Linked DNA regions of Mus musculus: region 1 is linked to region 2. Evidence: chromatin loops called from intact Hi-C (ENCODE). Cell type or tissue: left cerebral cortex. All regions are shown on one strand. Links, peaks and the distances in the headings refer to the core of each region. The heading gives the core; the rest is flanking DNA. Region 1 holds the start of Ankle1 (ankyrin repeat and LEM domain containing 1). Region 2 overlaps Abhd8 (abhydrolase domain containing 8).

Region 1 (8,000 bases), core at 1-8,000, 53 kb before region 2:
CTCCTCCATACCCTGACCATCTGAGTTAAGAAAGCAGAGATGTGGGCCAGGCGTGGTGGCGCACACCTTTAATCCCAGCACTCGGGAGGCAGAGGCAGGAGGATTTCTGAGTTCCAGGCCAGCCTGGTCTACAAAATGAGGTCCAGGACAGCCAGGGCTATACAGAGAAACCCTGTCTCGAAAAACCAAAAAAAAAAAAAAAAAAAAAAAAAAAAAAAACAGAGATGTGGCAGGACAGTGGAACCCCAGAGGGCCTCCAGGGGGCTAAGGCCAGCATCCCACATTGTGGTGTGTGAAAGGAAGCAGGCTTAGAGAGGTGCAGGTTGGGGTGAGGTCACACCTCACCTGTACTCAGAGGCCTGTATTCAGAGGTGCCCACCATCTTCCCAGGTCTAGGTCAGGGAATCCCCTGCCTCCAAGCCAGCACCTTGTCCTTAACATCCTCCCAGATTTGGAAGGCCTCTTCAGCCTCATGTGAGTGCCCATCCACCCACAGTGGGCATGGCCCTGGGTCCCTTCCCCACCAAGGTGCTGACAGCTGCCTAAGGCCACCCAGGGGGCAAGACTTCAACATGTCTAGCAGGGAAGCTTGAATTTGGTTTTTTTTTTTTTTTTTTAAAGATTTATTTATTCATTATATGTAAGTACACTGTAGCTGTCTTCAGACACTCCAGAAGAGGGCATCAGATCTTATTACCAATGGTTGTGAGCCATCATGTGGTTGCTGGGATTTGAACTCAGGATGTTCAGAAGAACAGTCAATGTTCTTACCCACTGAAGCCATCTCTCCAGCTCTTGTTTTTGTTTTTTTAAAGATTTGTTTTATTGCTGGGCAGTGGTGGCGCATGCCTTTAATCCCAGCACTTGAGAGGCAGAGGTGGTGAATTTCTGAGTTCGAGGCCAGCCTGGTCTACAGAGTGAGTTCCAGGACAGCCAGGGCTACACAGAGAAACCCTATCTTGGGAAAAAAAAAAACAAAACAAAAAGGAGATTTATTTATTTATTTATTTATTTTACGTAAGTACACTGTCGCTGTCTCAGACACACCAGAAGAGGACATCAGATCCCATTACAGATGGTTGTGAGCCACCATGTGGTTGCTGGGATTTGAACTCACCTCTAGAAGAGCAGCCAAGTGCTCTTAACCACTGAGCCATCTCTCCTGCCCCTTGAATTTCTTTTTCTTTTGAGAATACTTTTCATTGTGCATTTCCTGTGCGTGTGTCATGATGCATGTGTGGAGGTCAGGGGTCATTTGTGAGAACCCCCTGCTCCTGCTTCCTGCCCTCACAGCTCAGGTCTCCAGGCTTGGCTGCAGGCTCCTGCAGCCCCATTTCCCCCGCCCTGGCTTCTATTTAACATGTAGCGCCCCTAGGATCTGGGCCTGAGGCACTTGGCTGAGATGGGGGCACTAAGTCACATACAGACCCTCACGTCCGCAGCTCTAGCTGCTGGGAGGGGGGGTCTGGGTCAGGGTGGATTGCAGCTGGGTACCGAGCCCTCCCCATTCTGTAGCCAGCAGAAGACCGAGCTGCCAGTCACAGAGAATGTGCAAACCATCCCACCCCCCTATGTTGTGCGCACCATCCTGGTCTACAGCCGCCCACCCTGCCAGCCCCAGTTTTCCCTGACTGAGCCCATGAAGGTGAGCCTGGAGGGAAGGGAGGGCAGTGGTTAGACACCAAAGGGTCAGGATTGCAGAGGCTGTGGAGAGAACTCACCCACCTACCTCTCATTCACTGCAGAAGATGTTCCAGTGTCCCTACTTCTTCTTCGACATCGTTTATATCCACAATGGCACTGAGGAGAAGGAAGAGGATATGAGCTGGAAGGTGAGATGTCACCACAGAGAATGGAGGGGACATCTCGGGACATCTGACTTGGGCCTGCCTCTCCCTGCCATTGATCCAGTCCTTCAGTCATTAACCATTCCCTACATTTCCACTTTGAGCTGGTGATTGGGACTTGGGAGGCCGCTGCTCTGGCAGCCCAGGGAGCAGGCTCAGCCCCGCCACACCATCCCTAGCACTCCGCCCTATTCCTGACATTCCCCAGCTGTATCCTCCCCTCTCAACCCCTCCCAAGTTGTCTCTTCACCTATGAACTTGCTGTGTGATCTTGAGTAGGAGGGATCGAAAGTCTGTGAAGTCGAGTTTACATGACTGAGGCATGGGTCAGATAAAGGCACTTGCAGACAAGCTGAGGACCTGAGTTTAAAACCAGGACTGGCATGATGGGAGGAGGGGACTGACTCCCAAAGACTGTACTCTGACCTCCACACCTACTAAGCCCAGGCAGGTGCACACACTGACTCTAGCCCTTCACCTTGAGGGAAACACCTGAAAGGCGGAGGCTGGGATTGTGATATGAGGGTGTCCCATCTGGTTTGGTCTCACAGTGTTTGCACAGGGAGGAGCCTAGTGCATCTGCTCAGTTTTAGGGACTTGGGAAGCTGTTTGGAGCTGTTTACCTTCCTGCTTCAGGGGCTTTCCTCCAGGATGGACTGTTTCAGTCTCAGGGGAAACTGATACACAAGAGGCTAGCCTGGGTTACAGAAACACCAACCCAGAGAAGAGTCCTCCTGTGGGGAGCTGCCCTTGGCCTCCCTTCTGGCTCTGGCTTGAAGCAGGGTCTCTGGTTGTACCCCAGCTGCCCTGGTTGGTCTCTGGCTTCAGGATCCTTCCATCCTGCATTGGGAGTGCCTCTGGCTTAAATGTGCCCTGCTGCATTGAGCTTTCTGAGGTAGTTTTGTGTCCACTGAGCTGCCTCCAAGCCACACACTGCGCTTATAGAATGCTGGGAACTGTTGCTGACTGCAATAGTTTGTGGCCACTCTAGATGTCACTTCCTCTGGGAAGGCCTCCAGGGACAGGGAGGGCCTGTAAGGACTAATGATCATCCTGAACAGCCCGCAGTGCCTCCCACACTGATGATCACCCTAACCAGTCCGCACTGCCTCCACAGGACATGTTTGCCTTCATGGGTAGCCTGGACACCAAGGGCGCCAGCTACAAGTATGAGGTAGCACTTGCTGGTCCTGCCCTGGAGCTGCACAATTGCATGGCCAAGTTGCTGGCCCACCCGCTGCAAAGACCCTGCCAGACCCACGCGAGCTACAGCCTGCTGGAGGAGGACGAGGAGGCTGGAGAAGAGGAAGCCACTGTGTGAACTATGACATGTGACATCTCCGCACCCTCCTATGAGGAGAGCGCAGGCACACTATTATTGGCCCATGCTCAATCCCACTCTGTCCACTGTAAATTCATTCTTCCTGGGACTATTTTTGTCACCGGAATAAAAATCTGAGGTCCCTGAGCCCACCCTTGGTGTCACTTTGGGCTCACTGAGACCTGTTATTAATGTCACAGAAAACAGGCACTAAACAAAGCAGTGGTGTATGGCTTCAGGCTCAGCTGTATCCGAGTAACCCACAGGCTGGTGTTCACTGCGCTTTCCAAACTCCTCTTCATCCTACAGAACCCACTCCAGATGTTCTTTTATCCAGAAAGTCCTCCAGAAACAGGGAAGATCTATTGAAAGTGGAACTGGTATGGCTGTCATATTTGGGACCTCCTAGATACACAAAAGTCCCAGCTCCAAGTGGGAAGTGGGTTCTGATGACACCTGTCACCCCCAATCTCAGTATCCTGATCTGATTGAACTTGTGTAGCCATGTGGTCTCGCCATGAGCAATCACTGCCTAGGGTTTGGAACCCTGATGTCCTAGGCAAGGATGGGGACATAGGGTGTGCGCCCTAGAAGAGGAAGGGAAACCCAGGAACCCCCCAGCCCCAGGTCAGACCAGAGGTTCAACCTGTCCACCTTCTCCATTTATAGAAAACAAAATGGCAGTGGGTGGGAGTTGGGCTCACCTTGATACAGGCGGCTGAGACATGAGGAGGCCAGTTCTAGGTTAGCAGGGCCCGCATTGGGAAGCACTGGATCAAACGGTGCATAAAAAATAGGCCAGGAGCCTATGATGACTCAGCCATTTAGAGCACAAGCTGTTCTTGCGGAACACCCGGGTTCAGCTCCCACACGGGGTCTCACAAGTCCACTTTCCGGGGATTCGATGCCCCATTTCTGGTCATGCAAGCAAAACACCCACACACTTTAGTTAATTTAAAAAGTAGGTCAGCTTGATTTTCTGGCCTTTGCATTTATTGGGCACTTAGTGTTGAGCCCTGTACTCCCATTTGCAAATAAGGAAAATGAAGCTCTTTATATTTTTTAATTAATTAATGTGTATGTGCACACGTGCGTGTGCTTGTGCAGGCTCCCGGCCCAGGCACACGTGTCGAAGTCCGCCTGTTCCTTCTTTCCAATGTGTGGGTTCTGGGTATCGAACCCAGGTCACTAGACTTGGCAGCAAGCATCTTGACCAGCTGTGCCGTCTCGCTGGTCCTCTCAAAGCTCTACTCCACAGAGCTACAGCCAACTCAGCTGTGCCATGCTGTTCCTCGGGAGTCTGATCCCAGCACTCGGTTGGCTGAGACAGGAGAATGACTGTAAGTTTTTGAATACCTTGAGGTCCGTCAGGGGTATCCAGGAGTTTGTTTTGTTAAAGACAAAGAGAGGCCCCGCTCTTTATCCCCAGCTCCCCTGGAATTTGCTGTAATTCTCCTGGCATCCCAGATGTACGCACCAAACCCTGGAGTCCCTCTGGCTTGCTCCGGACGTAGGGTGCAGCTAGTCAATCCCGATCGGCGTGGGGCGGGGCCAGAAGCAGAGGTGGGCGTGGCTGCGCGTGCGTAGACAGTTGCCGCGCGAATTTGAACTGCAGAGGGCGGTGACTCCTATGGGACATGGCCGATACTGCATGCTTGGCTCTGAGGCTGCTAGCAGCACTACGCGAGGAGGAGGCGCGGTGAGGGCGGCCGGGTCCGGGTGCTACCCGACCTTCTGCTCCCCGGGTGGTCAGGAGGTCTGAGGTCTACTGTGCTCGTCCTCCTGCAGGGCTGTGGAGGAGCTGCTGCGCCTCGGAGCGGACCCCAACCTGGTGTTGGACGATGGCGCTGCGGCGGTGCACCTGGCAGCCAGAGCGAGCCACCCGCGCGCCCTGCATTGCCTTCGGATGCTGCTGCGCTGGGGAGCGGATCCCAATGCTCGGTGAGGCGCGGCCCGGGTCCCTGGGTGCGGTAGGCGTGACTTGGGACAGCGGCACTGGACGTCAGGCTCCGGGTCCGAGGCGTCAGTCAGGTCTAAGATGGAAATGTCTGCTTCCAAGGTCGGGTACAAGGTGTCCCATAACTGTCATCTGGCACTCTGGGAGACTGAGGCAAGAGGATGACCGTGAATTAGAGTCTCACATGGTAGTGGGCACCGGTCATCCCAGCACGGGGAACTGAGGCAGGAGGAGCAGGAGTTCATGGCTAGCCTGGGCTATGCGAGACTGCCTAGGAAAGGAACCAACGCCGCACACCTCTCCTCTGTCTTTGGGGATCCCAGGTCCGCGGAGGGGCTGACGCCTGTGCATGTGGCTGCCGCGTGGGGCTGTTGTGGTGCTCTGGAGTTGCTGCTGAGCCGAGGAGGTGACCCCACACTGCGGGACCAGGTCAGTACCCCGCGCAGGCACACATGGGTGGCAGGAGGGTGGGTTAAGGACGCCCCCTGCTGACGGTGACTGCACAGGATGGGCTCAGGCCCTTGGACTGGGCACTACAGCAGCGACACCACAACTGCGCACGAGTGCTGCAGGAGCTGGACACGCCCACCCAGCCTGATGAGACCCGAGAACCCACAGGTGAGAGGAACTGAGGGGGTGTACCGGGCTACCACACTGCCCGGCCCAGTTCTGTTTGTACATCTATCGTGTCAATCACTATCCATGGTCTATCTTATCGGTCACATAACTATCATGCCAATTACCTACCTGTCAGTCATCTCGCACCTATATCATTTATCATGTCTATATCATACCTGTTTATATCTGTGTTATATCTGATTACTTATTTATCCATACATTTATACATCTATATGCAGAGACGTTTCATGTAGCCCAGGGTAGCTTTGAAACTGAAACATGCCAAGGACCTGCCTTAGCAGAGTCTTCTGGAGTTTCTCAAGATTCGGAGTTGCACGTGCATAGAGCTGAGCTGGAGGTGGAGGCTGTAGAGGTGGCTGTGCATCCCCAGAGCTCTGAGGCCACCGAGAACTCAGACTACAGCAGCGATGCTTCGTTTGTCACTGCAGTGGAGGACTCTCTGCAGCCCGGGCGCCCTGGGGGGGCATTGGAGCTAGTGGCTGGCTTGTGGGTAACCCGTGGGGCTGTGTCAGCTGGGAAGGGAGCACCCAACTGCCAGCCGCAGGTCCTGACATTGACTGCAAGGGACACGGACAAACCCGTACTGCCTGGTGATGGGGATCTGGGGGCTTTGCACCCCCACAGTTCGGTGCCCCCCATGTCGGATCTGCAGCTCCTCCAGGCCCTGCGGGCGCTGGGCTATAGCCCTGGACCCGTCACACCTTTCACCAGAGGACACTATCTACGGCGGCTGCAGGAAGCCCAGGCTAGCCGTGGTGAGTCCTTAGGTGGTGGTATTCAGAGTCTGGCTACACTCCAGGAATCCTGCCTTGGCTGTTAGATAAACCACCCTCACCAGCTTTTGTCCTCCACCCTGAATCCGTTTCCCCTCCCCAGCTGATGTAGGGCATAGCCAAGAACTGGCGGAGGCACTAAGGACAGGCACCATCCCTGACTGCCAGGTGGATGAGGAAGCCCTGGCTCAGTGCTTTCAGCGGCTGGATCCCTTGAAGAAGTGGCGGGAAGGCATTACAAAGTCTAGTTTTACGTATCTACTTCTCGACCCCAGGTATGGTGACAGAAAAGCCAGGGGCTGAAATTAGAGGATGACTGTGCAGAGCAAAACTCCGCTCTGCAAGTTCCTTTCTGGTTGGGTAGGGGAAGGGCTACCCCTTGCTGATAGTTTCTGCCTCCATCTCATGGTTTATAAGATCAGACTGTGATCTCAGGTCAGGGTTGTAACATCAAACTCAAAACAACAAAACAAAAAACCCCCAACAAACAGTAGGAATTTGCTCTTGATTCACTGTGTGTACCTAGGGAAGGGATTAGTCTTCTCTGTTTGCCACCTCCTTTAGAAATGGTGTCTGGGGCCGGGCAGTGGTGGCGCATGCCTTTAATCCCAGCACTTGGGAGGCAGAGGCAGGCAGATTTCTGAGTTCGAGGCCAGCCTGGTGTCTGGGGTCAGTTCTAGCTGTGAGTACCCATTTTATGGTGTCCTGGAAGTGGGTACAGTGGCCATTCTCCCTGTCTGCCATCATCACCCCTCCTTTTCACACTGTATGTTCTGTGCATGTGACTGTGTGCATGTGCTCACACACTGTGGTGCTCATGTAGAGGTCAGAGGACAGCTCGTGGAAGTCTGTTCTCTTCTGTCATGTGGGTCCCACATGGGCTACTCTGTACCCCAGGCTGACGAAGGACCTGCCGGCCCGAGCCTCTTCCCTCACACTGGCTGAGTGTCTGCAATGTTTCGTGAGAGCCATCTTCTATGTGGGCAAGGGAACCCGAGCCCGACCAGATGCCCACCTCTGGGAAGCCTTTGGCTACCATGACCAGCCAAGGAAACAGGTGGGGCATGAGAGACAGGGTTGGGGTGCATCAGCCACCCTTCAGGCCTGGGAGGAAGATAGCTTAGGATCCCAGCTGATCCTCTACTATCCCCCAGGTCTGTCCCAAGGTTCGCCGGATCTTAGACATCTGGGCTAGTGGCCGGGGCATCATCTCTCTGCACTGCTTCCAGCATGTGGTGGCCATGGAAGCGTACACTCGGGAAGCCTGTCTGTTGGATGCCCTAGGTAGGGGTCTGGCTTGTAGAGGTCACATGAAAGGTATCCGAGCTATGAATCCCTTTGCTCTCTCCCTCGCTGTCCACTCATGAACTCATTCACATGTACAGTTACCAAGTACCAAATGTGCTGTTGGATTGGGTGGGGCGGAGGTCACTCCTGTTACCTCACCTCTTTTGACCAGGTCT
Region 2 (10,612 bases), core at 1,604-9,603:
CTCTTTTATCTGTTATCCACAAATTTACAAGTTGACAGGAAGGCTGCTGGCCATGTCTCTCTTTCCCCTTGTGGTCCCTCCTTACACAAGCCACTACCCTTTGGCCCCAGTGGTACATCTTGTGACATGCCCTTCTAAGCAGAGTGGCCTCTTATCGTCATCACATCAGCCACCAGAGCTGTGTTTGGTGATTCTTGAAGGGAAGAAGGGGTGGCGGAGGGTCAGGGGACCAGCACCTAACATGCCAGCTGTCTCTGTCTCTCCAAGGCAGCTGTCTGCAGCTGTGCCCTAATTACACATAGCCTCTGTGTCTTGAGGGGCTTGGAAAGCTGGTGGAATCTCTGCAGCTATGGGGGAGCTGCATGCTGGGCAAATCTTTGTAATGATGTCACTCAGGCTCCAGTGTATGACCCTACACCAGTGACCAATAAATTGGTTCTCAGGGGCAAACTCAGGTGGAATTGGACTTGGGTTTCCTGCTGGGGACTTTAGAAGGAGAGAGAGAGTACAGACTTTTTTTTTTTAAACCTCATCTCTCAGCAATCATGACAGTGGCCACATGGCTGCTGGAGCAGTCAACCAACAACCTCAGTCCATGTGTGCTACTCTCAGGGCCATGGTGGGTTTTCAGGGTGTCCACATGCTCACATGACAGACCTCATCTAGAAGGTACTACACCAACAACCACACACACACACACACACACACACACGGCCCACCAGGGTTCCTTCTGAGGATGTTACACTCTCAGTCATCTTCACAAGATGCATACACCCAGCACCATAGCAGGGAAGGCACCGCCTGCATGACCAGGGTGAAGTGCCCCTGCACATTCTCTGCCCCAGGAGCAGGTATCAAACGCCTGCAGTCTCTGCATAGCTCCCCTCCAGAATTCATCTTGCCTTTTTGTTGGTGCCTATTCAGATGCCAGTTGTGATTTTTCCTGTGGAGGCACAAACATCATCTTACCCCAGATAAGAAACTAGGGACAAAACAACTTTGTGAGTTCATCCAAGTTAAACTCAGAACCAGCGAGTTTACAAGGGTTATTCATAGGAGTGTGGATGGCATTGGGTTACTTCTATGGCAGAAATGATGGGAGGCACTGTGGAAATCCAACTTCAGCATGAGTGACAGCTCCCAAAAGCTGAACTCCTGCCCAGGCAGCCTGATGAGTCTTTACTAAATATGTAACTTTGGGGAGGAAGGGGTCACATGAATTCTGTAAATCTCAGGGACCTTTCTGAGATTTGTGAGTTGCTTACTTCCTTAGCTTTCACCAGCGTCTTTTTCCAGAATGGAAATGTTTAACTAGAAAAATATTGCTGAAGAGATGGCTCAGAGGTTAAGAGTACTCACTGTTTTTCCAGACGTTCAATTGCCAGCAACCACATGGTGGCTCACAACCATCTGTAATGGGATCCAATGCCCTCTTCTGGTGTGTCTGAAGACAGCAAGAGTGTTACTTGTGTACATTAAATTTAAAAAAAGAAAAGAAAGGAAGAAAAAAGAAAAAGAAAAATATTGTTGCACATTGGACCAAACCAGTGCCCACATCAAATATGTAACTGTAGCAAATCTTGTTCCTACCCCACCAGACTCATTAGAAAATCTGCACTCATGCCTCAAACTGTATCCATACTCAAACTCATCCCTGCATGCACATCGAATACACACTTTAAAGTGGACACCCAGGCTTTCACTCCTACTCCTCCAAACTTAAGTGTCCACACCCAATCCCCACCCACAACCTCGTGCCTGCATATCCTACCCCGCCATACTCTCACTCAGTGTCTCTCTCTCTCTCTCTCTCTCTCTCTCTCGCTCACTCACTCTTGCTCTCTTGCTCTCTCTCTCTCGCTCGCTCTTCTCGCTCTACTCTCTCTTGCTCTCTCGCTCTCGCTCTCTCGCTCTTCTCACTCTCGCTCTATGTGAGTGTGTGTTTCTCTCTCGTCCATTTCATCTCTTGGGCGGGGCACTCCACCTTTCCCACTTTAATTCCAGCACTCAGGTGGCAGAGGCAGGCAAATCTCTTGAGTTTGAGGTCAGGCTGATCTACACAGAGAAACCCTGTCTTGAAAACAACCTCTAGTTGTCTGTGCGTGATGGCACACATCTGCCATTCCAGCATAGAGGACACTGAACCAGGAAGAGCTTCATTCAGTTCCAGTCAGGAGAAATTTAACTTATACAGAACCTGAACCACAATAAAAGAGGGCAGGAGCTATGGCTCAGGGGTGGAGTCTCTGCCTAGAAATCTTCAGAATGAGGCAGGGGCGTGGTTCAGGGGGCGTGGTTCAGGAATAGGGATGCTGTCCTCATGGACTATTGCAGCTTGGTGTGTGGGTCCAGACGGCTCCGGAGACAGTGTTTATTTCCCTCATCAGGCCCTCTGTCCCAAAGCGATCATGATCCTGCATGCCCCAGCCTTCCCTCCCAGTCTGCCTCAGTATCCTCGGGCTTCCGCCACTCTGCCTCATTGTTTTTTGTTTGTTTGTTTGTTTTTGGTATTTTGAAATAGGGTTTCTCTGTGTAGCCCTGGCTGTCCTGAACTCACTCTGTAGACTAGGCTGGCCTAGAACTCAGAAATCTGCCTGCCTCTGCCTCCCAAGTGCTGGGATTAAAGGTGTGCACCACCACTGCCCGGCCCTGCCTCATTGTTTTAACTGCATGTGGGACAGTCTCTAGTGGGCCACATCCTTTTGTGGGTGGAGTCTCCTGTGAGCTCAGATCTGCTCTGTTCAGAAATACAGAATCAAACAGAAGGGGCTGCTGTAGTTGGCCAACTAATCTCTACTCGAATCGCCCGGCGATGCTGGGGTGTTCCTCACTATTCACCCCAATGTTCCAGGTTCCCGAATGAAATACACACAGACAGAGGGAGAGGGAGAAGGAGAGGGAGAGGGAGAGGGAGAGGGAGAGGGAGAGGGAGAGGGAGAGGGAGAGGGAGAGGGAGAGGGAGAGGGAAAGCCATATTTTTTAATGTTTTTTAACAGCTCAACGGCTGGGCTACTTCTTAGCCTCCGTGCGGCTAACACACTCTTTCAATATTCCTGACTCACCACTTACTAAAATCCTGGGCACCCCAGACCCAGACCTGTAGCCCTTCTGGGCCATGCCCCCGACTCTTACACAATGGTTCTGTGCTCTTCTGTACCTCTCACGTCTGGTTTTTACTACTTTCCTGGCATGGCAGCCCCTCCCCTGTCCCTTGCCCAAGAATCTTAAAAGTACTGCCTTTGTCTCCCTACCCAGCCATTTGCTGCTGGCAACTTTATTTACCAATAAAAACCAACTTGGGGCAAGGACCCTCAGTGTCTTATGTATGGACATGTGGATTCTCTTACAATATTCGGGTCCCAATTAACATAAATAGCATTAGACCAAATCCGAAACAAGGGGCTGCTCTGTGGCAAGGGTCTCTCTGCCTGATGTCACCATGATAATGGGCACATGGGCTGCAGCGCACCCTGCTTGTCCTCCTGCTGAGGGGACAAAGAGCTGCAGCTTCAGGACATGCAGAGCCAAGGCTGTGTGCTGAGAAAGTGATCAAGAAACCTGAGTAGCCAGAGGGGTTGGTGCATGACAGCTTGTCCAATTCTAGATTTAGCTGGCAGTGTGTGTGTGTGTGTGTGTGTGTGTGTGTGTGTGTGTGTGTGTGTGTGTGTGTGTGTGTGTGTTGTATGTGGTGCATTTGTGTTCATGACTGAGGATATCCCTCTCTCAGGTCAAGGGTGAACTTTGTGACAGATGGTGCTGTCATGGAGAATAAGGTCTAGGGTGGAGGAAAGCCAGCAGGGACAGCAGAAGCTACTCTAGAACATTCCACTGGCTGGCTGGGCCGGTGGTGGTGCCCACCTTTATCCCAGCACTCAGAAGGCAGAGGCAGGTGACTCTCTGAGTTGGGGGTCAGCCTGGTCTATAGAGTGAGTTCCAGGATAGCCAGGGCTACATAGAGAAACCCTGTCTGGGAGTAGGGGTGGGGAACCATTCCACTCTCACCTTGTTCTGGTCATACCAGGAGAGCAAACATGGAGAAGGGGAGAGACAGAGATTGTGCCAGACAGTGCTACTTGTCCATCATCTCAGCCCTCAAGATGCTGAGGCAGGAGAATCACAAATTGGAGGCCAGTTTGGATTGTCTTTTTTATTATTATTATTTTATTGACTTACAAGTTGCCATATGCGGGGATTTGTGGCTCCGACCCCTCCCTCCTTGGGTGCCTAGCTCCCAGTCCCAAGCAATGGGGATGGCGCGGTAGGGTCTCCCAGGACAGGATAGGAGCCCTTCCCCAGGATTCTCCTTAGGGCTTCCCAGTGCGGAATGGAGCACAGCGGAGGGGAAGACCGAGTGGGATGGCAGCCCGCGCGCTGCAGCTTCAGGGACTCGGGGAGGCAGGGAGGGGGCTCTGTACAAGGTCACACCCTTCGGTCGCGCGTGGAAAGGGCACCATAGCTGCCCTGGGCACTGAGTCTCCAACACTGACTGTGCCTGGTTCGCTCTGGGGCATGCCCAGGCCCCGCCCATCGGCATGAGGCCCCGCCCAGCCAGCCCACGCCCAGTCTAAGAGCCTCTACTACTCAAGATCCAGGAGTCCCTGCGCCGCTGGTCACTTCTCCTCCCCTGGAGCCGGCTCTGGCTGCAGCAGCTGTGGCTTGGGCTTTGGCTCGAGCTTTGGCTCAGCCTCGGGTTCTGGCTCCCACAGCAGGAACTCGTGTAACAGCGTGTTGACCGTTTCAGGACACTCCAGCATCACCATGTGGCTGCCTTCCTCGATGAGCTTGAGAAAGGCCAGCAGCAGGATCTACGGGCACACCGAGAAGTTCCTCCTGTTGTTTACCCTTCAGCCCCACCCAAGAGGATGCCAGGGATGACCTGTCACCCTTCTGGACCCTCTCCAGGTATTCTTAACTCAGCCAACACCCATTAAGCGCCTTATAATATGCCCGGGGTTGGACTTCTCAACCTCGGCTCTGCTGACTCTTGGGGTTGGCTCGTTGCTTGGGAGCATCAGCTGTGTTGTAGGGTGCTGGGCAGCCTCCTTGGTCAACCTCAGGAGTGGATGCTAGGGAAGTTCTCTGCCCTCCTCCCCTGCCCACGAATGATTCTAGATGTCTTCAAGATTTGCCCTTGGTGAGCATGCTCCTGCCTTTCCTGAACAGTCCTAAGAATCACAAAGCCACAGCCATTCAGATATCTTACCCAAAGGAAGCTACATGTCAAAGCCTGCCACTCAAAGACCCCGCCCACCCAGAGCTGTCAGAAAGCCACACCCACCGGGAAAGTTCACACCCACCCAGCCTTGCCCCCACTGGCTCCTTTCTGGAAAACCAAGCTTTCCCACAGGCCAAGCCTACTCAGAACCCATGCTGGCAGGATGGACCACATACACCCCTAAGTCACGCCCAGGCACAGGCACAAGGAGTGTGTATCGGGAGTGGTGTTCTAGAGCCACAGATCCTACCTCAGCCATGCGTTGGTCCTCTTCCACTGGCACAAATTTGTCGTGCATGCCGTGCACTAGCAGCACGGGTACCGTCAGCTCCGCGTGGTAGACCTCGTCGCCTTCAGGCCAATACTGGCCACTCATCATGGCCCGCAGCACGAAGGAGGACACATTGAACGCATTGCCCTCCTTCAGCAGCTGCTTTTCTTTGGCCCCTTGGCGGGCAAAGCCGGCCCTGGGATGCGAAGATGTCATTTGAGCCTGACCACTATGGGACACACCCCAGAGCCAGCCCCTACAGATCAGTAATGCAAGGTCACCCCTCCCCATGCCCAGATCCCAGGGCCAGAGATCTTACTTGAGGAAACTCCAGGCCAGGCAAGGTGACAGGCAGTGCAGGACACATGTGGGCATGTTGAAGATGGAGCATAGGCTGGGCTCCAGTGCCGTGGGGCCCCCACCGTTGATCATGATCACTTTGTGTACAAGATCTGGGTACTCGTGGGCCAGGAAAGTACAGAAGGAGACACTGGGGGCAGGGATGGAAGAATCCGAGTAAGCAGGACACAGACAGTGCTTTCCTCCCACCCTGATCACTAGGCAGGCCCTCAGACAACAATTTCCTGTGTACTCATGGAGGGGAACCCAGCTGGCTGACCGAGGGGTGTCCCTCCAGGAGCAGGTGTGCAGTGCTGAGGATGGAGGGAGGGAGCCCGTGGCTTTGTTCACACTGGGCATGCCCGGCCCTTTGGTCTTGAGGCAAGCTCTTAGCAAGCCCATGACAGCCTCTGCATAGCCAGAGCTCATATCCACCCTCAAGTGCTAGGGTTACAGCATACACACCCTGTAAGTTTTGGGGTAGTTCTTGTTAGAAAGAGGATCTCTCGCTTTAGCTTTGACCAGCTTGGAAATTGCTGTGTAGATCAGGCTGGACTAGAACTTCCAGAGATGTGCCTGCCTCCCAGGTATGCTTCTGTGTGACTTCTGGCATGGCTGTGACCACTAACACGGTGACCTTGGCTGTCTTGTTACTTTGCTGTGTGGGAATGTGCTCCCTTGAGTGGATGCTTGGTAACCTGCAGACAGCACTGTCCCATCTGAGACTCACCTATGGTGGCCATACCTTTCTAAACAGTATCTAGGGAGTGCTATCCACCCTTATGGCGGCAGCTAGACTCTGGAATCTCCTCAGGGGTTCTCCACTGGGAGTGCTTCCGCCCAGCATCTGAAGACAGGACGTCATGGCTGCCTTTGTGGGCACGGAAGGCACTCATGGCTACAATCCCTTAGAAGATGTACTCACTGGGTACCAGGTAACTACACAGAGAACTACCTACCCCCTCCCCCTTTCTAAAACAGTCTCACTCACTCAATGTATAGTCCTCGCTGGAATGGACTTCATGGAAATCCTCCTGCCCCAGTTCCCGGAGCACTGGATTTACAGGCATGTCCAACCCCATGTGGCTTTTATTTTTGTTTTTGTTAAGACACCAAGTCTCAGTGCTCTGCTGTCCAAGCTGACCTTGAAATTCCAGGGTCAGGGGCTTGCCCTGCTCACCTACATCACCTGGTTAATAGCTTGAAGGCTCCAAATAGAAGGGGTGGAAGAGGAATGGGCCTGACCATTAGACCACACCCCCCACACACACACATTACACACACATACATCCACACACACACACATACACACACACAGAGTATGTAATGTTGTCCCACAGTAACCCATAGGTTGGCTGATTATTACATGTTTGTAAAAAATAAACATTTTTTCAGACAGGCTGTGTTATATAGCCCAGGACAAGCTTGAGAGCATAGCAATGAATGCCCCTGCCTCACTCTCTGAAGTGCTGAAATTACAGGCATGACCTACCATCACCAGCTTTTAAAATTTACTTTTTAGGCTGGGCATGGCAGCCCACACCTTTTATCCCATCACTCAGGAAGCAGAGGCAGGTGGATCGCTGTGAGTTCTAGGTCACCATGTGAGTTCCAGGACAGCCAGGGCTATGTAGACAGACCTGTCTTAAAAGTAAAAACAACCTGCCTGATCTACAGAGTGAGCTCCAGGTCAGCCAGGGCTACACAGAGAAACCCTGTCTCGAAAAACAAAACATAATCCCAGTACTTGGGAGGCAGAGGCAGGCGGATTTCTGAGTTCAAGGCCAGCCTGGTCTACAAAGTGAGTTCCAGGACAGCCAGGGCTACACAGAGAAACCCTGTCTTGAAAAACCGAAAAAAAAAAAAAGTAAAAACAAAAACAAAATTAATTTTAAATGTTTAAGGATAGAAAATATTCTGTTTATTGACTTTTTTTTTGAGATGCAAGGGATTGAAGCCAGGCCTTGTGCATACCAGGTACACATCTCTACCCCCGAGAGATTTCCCAGCTTCGGTGTTGAGGGATGTGGGTCCTCATGTATGTTAAACTTGTCTGGGAGCTGTGTAGCTGAGAGTGACCATTACATCTGATTCTGTCTCTGCCTCCCAAGGGTGGGGCGGTAGATGAGGGCTGCCATGCCTGGCTTTCAATGCTGTTTATTGATTTTTGAGACAAAGTCTCATCCTATAGCTCTGACTGGTCTTAAATTCATAGCAATCCTCCTGCCTTGGTCTTGGAAGTTCTGGGGTATCATGCCCATACCCTGTAGTTTGTTTTTTGGTTGTTGCTGTAGTTGTTGTAGTTGTTGTTGTTTTTAACATAGGTTTTTGCTATAAGTGTAGCCCTGGTTTGGAAACGACTTCATAGCCGGGGCCCGCCTTACATTTTGAGCTATCTTCCAATGTCAGCCTCCTAAGTATGGTGATGACACACTTGCTACCACAGGTGACCAGATACTAATGACTAGGTCAGAGCTCTAGTGTCAAGCTACTCCCAGCCCCTCACTGAAGGATTCTAGGCAGGGCTCCACACTGAGCCACGCCTCCTGTCCTTCACTAAAGGATTCTAGGCAAGGTTTCACCCTGACTATGCCTCCAGCTCCCTCAGTGGGGCTTTGAGCCACACGCCCAGCCCAATCTCATTTTCCAAGTAAAGAAGTTGTTGCGTGGGGTAGCATAGAAGGCTTTTATTCTAGTCTTTGGGATGTAAATGCAGGAGGACCAGGTGTTCAAGTTCAGCCTCAGCTACATAATGATTTTTGAGGCTAGCCTGGGGTACACAAAGCCCTGTCTCAACCTAGCTCCAGGGGGAAGGGAATGGTTTGTGAGCATCCCACTCGGATCTTACCCGTAAGAATGGCCGATGAGCACATTGCGCTTCTTGGCATAGCGTGTGAAGATGGCCCTCATATCCTCTGCCAATGCGTAAAAGGTGTAGGCAGCTGCCACCTGCGGCGCAGAGCTGGCTCCATGGCCCGCCAGGTCAGGTGCCACCACCTCATAGCCGAGTCGCACAAAGAAGTCTAGCTGCTCCTTCCAGATGGCGAGTGAGCCACCGACTCCGTGAATGAAGAACAGCACCACATCAGCCTGCGCACCCTTGCAGCTGGTGATGCGCTGCTCACAGTCGATGTGGATGGTCCTCTTCGGACGCCGTGGGCGGCGCCGTCGCCCGCTGCCTGGGTTGGCCCGGGTGTCTCCTCCTGCGGGCTCAGCCAGCTCAACCTCGAGTGCAGCAGGCGGGTCCCCGGAGCCACTGCGGCCTTGCAGGTCGGCACGAGGCGCTCGGCCCAGGTTCTCCACCACCAGCCTCCCGTTGCGGTACACTGTGATACGGCGCTGGCAGCGCACAAGGCCCGTCTTGACCCCTGGATCATCTTCAGGAGGTGGTGGTGGCGGCGTGGGGATGGGCGCGGGCCCCGCATGCTTTACCCGCAGCACCCGGCCTGGCTTGACCTCCACGAATGTGTAGCCGTCACTGGACTCGACACTCTCCAGTGGCCGCACGGCGTTAGGGGGAGTCCCCAGCAGGCAGCAGAAAAAGCCATCTGTCACCCCAGTCAGCATGGTGTGTTCTGGAGAGAGGAACAGTGGCTAGCTCAGTGTTGGTGGCTCTGGTCTTGCATCGGGTAAGCAGGACCTGGAAGCCCCTTCCAGGTTTCCCCAGACACCCCAATGCCAGACAAGTTCTCAGGGTGTCCCTTAGTACAATACTGAAGAGAGCATGGGGGAGGGGGGCTTCCAGAAGGAGAAAACATTAAAGCAAGAGCCCATTGCAAGGAGACCCTTGCCCCACCAGCTGGAGTTTATCATTTATTCACAAATCCGTATCTTTATGTACAAATTCATCCACACACTGATTTATGCAAGCATGGATGCAAGCTGGTTTGCATGCTTACTTTTGAGAAAGAAACTCATGTAGCCCAGGCTGGCTTGGAAATCCTCATGCTGCCCAGACTGACCTTGCTCTGCCTTCCACCTCCGGAGTTGTAGCAGGTTGAGCATACAGGTGTTCCTAAGACCAAAGGGAACCTCGAACTCCCACAGTCCTCCTGCCTCTACCTTCCCAAGTGTTGGGGTGACAGATGTGCATCAACATGATGCCATTGGTTTGTTTTTGAAACAAGGTCTCATTCTGTCGTCCTGGGCTGTACACTGGTCTCAAACTCCTTGCAATCCTCCTGCCTCCACCTCTGCCAGTACTAGAATGACTAGTGTGAACCCCGATCACTGCCAACCTTTTACACGGGGTTTCATTCTGTAGTCCATGCTGGCCTCAACCTTGTGCCCAAGCTCCTGGGTGGTGAGATGACAGCCCATAAAGCCTGGCTCTTATTCTAAAATGTCAAAGTTCTTAGCTCAGGCCTCTAGTGTTAATCTGACTAGTGACGAATGAGGCGGGGGAAGGATGTTGGCCACTAGAACTCGGGTTGTATCCGGCTCCAGGTTCAGAAGAGAGCTAGAGCTGACTTGCACAGTATCGAGAACTGATGGAGGTTGCTGCCCTCAGCATCCTGTGTTCAAAGGGTACACAACCCTAGTGGCAGCCAGGAAGATAAAGGCAGAACCTGACTGGGGGCTCTGGGCCTCCATCCGGTTCCCTTGGCCACCCCCCCCGGTGTCCATGACAACCACAGGCGGTTACATAACTCCAGGGGATACCGGAGCAGCACACCCCCATTGTCTGAGGCATAGGGATGGGGCCAGCTTCGTTTTTCCATCACGGCCTGGGCGCCGCTGGAGTGATGGTCATTAAATACCCCGCTCGTGATAGCCCCGGATGCACT

The links. A loop is a pair of places that touch in the nucleus more often than their neighbours do. Peaks named below come from ENCODE experiments on the same cell type or tissue, not always from the same donor. Only the 100,000 strongest peaks of a DNase experiment are listed, where the experiment ranks them.
Region 1: a loop joins it to region 2, with 3 times the contacts of the local background. A loop is called at or near these places in 2 of 42 quality-filtered maps.

What each region holds. Positions count from the first base shown.
Region 1 is chr8:71,401,231-71,409,230 of GRCm38, forward strand. Babam1 (BRISC and BRCA1 A complex member 1) reads left to right here. Exons shown (of 9, transcript NM_026636.2): 6 at 450-474; 7 at 1,516-1,645; 8 at 1,746-1,832; 9 at 2,965-3,542. The coding sequence ends at 3,168. Ankle1 (ankyrin repeat and LEM domain containing 1) reads left to right here and starts at 4,782. Exons shown (of 9, transcript NM_172756.3): 1 at 4,782-4,867; 2 at 4,957-5,109; 3 at 5,449-5,554; 4 at 5,632-5,743; 5 at 5,983-6,519; 6 at 6,641-6,812; 7 at 7,435-7,594; 8 at 7,692-7,821; 9 at 7,997-8,000. The coding sequence starts at 4,806. It overlaps Gm39193 (a long non-coding RNA gene), which reads right to left and starts at 4,781. Exons shown (of 2, transcript XR_870504.2): 1 at 4,646-4,781; 2 at 4,118-4,489. In left cerebral cortex, for the core only: CTCF peaks have their summits at 4,800 (motif pointing right) and 5,613 (motif pointing left); DNase peaks (open chromatin) are centred at 4,049, 4,731 and 5,609; H3K4me3 peaks cover 1,047 bases; H3K27ac peaks cover 282 bases.
Region 2 is chr8:71,452,573-71,463,184 of GRCm38, forward strand. It overlaps Abhd8 (abhydrolase domain containing 8), which reads right to left. Exons shown (of 5, transcript NM_022419.3): 2 at 8,674-9,400; 3 at 5,806-5,976; 4 at 5,466-5,682; 5 at 4,128-4,805. The coding sequence ends at 4,611. Among named protein-coding and RNA genes, the nearest start is that of Abhd8, 5.8 kb to the right of the region's middle. In left cerebral cortex, for the core only: no CTCF peak of the experiment used is centred there; a DNase peak (open chromatin) is centred at 8,975; H3K4me3 peaks cover 803 bases.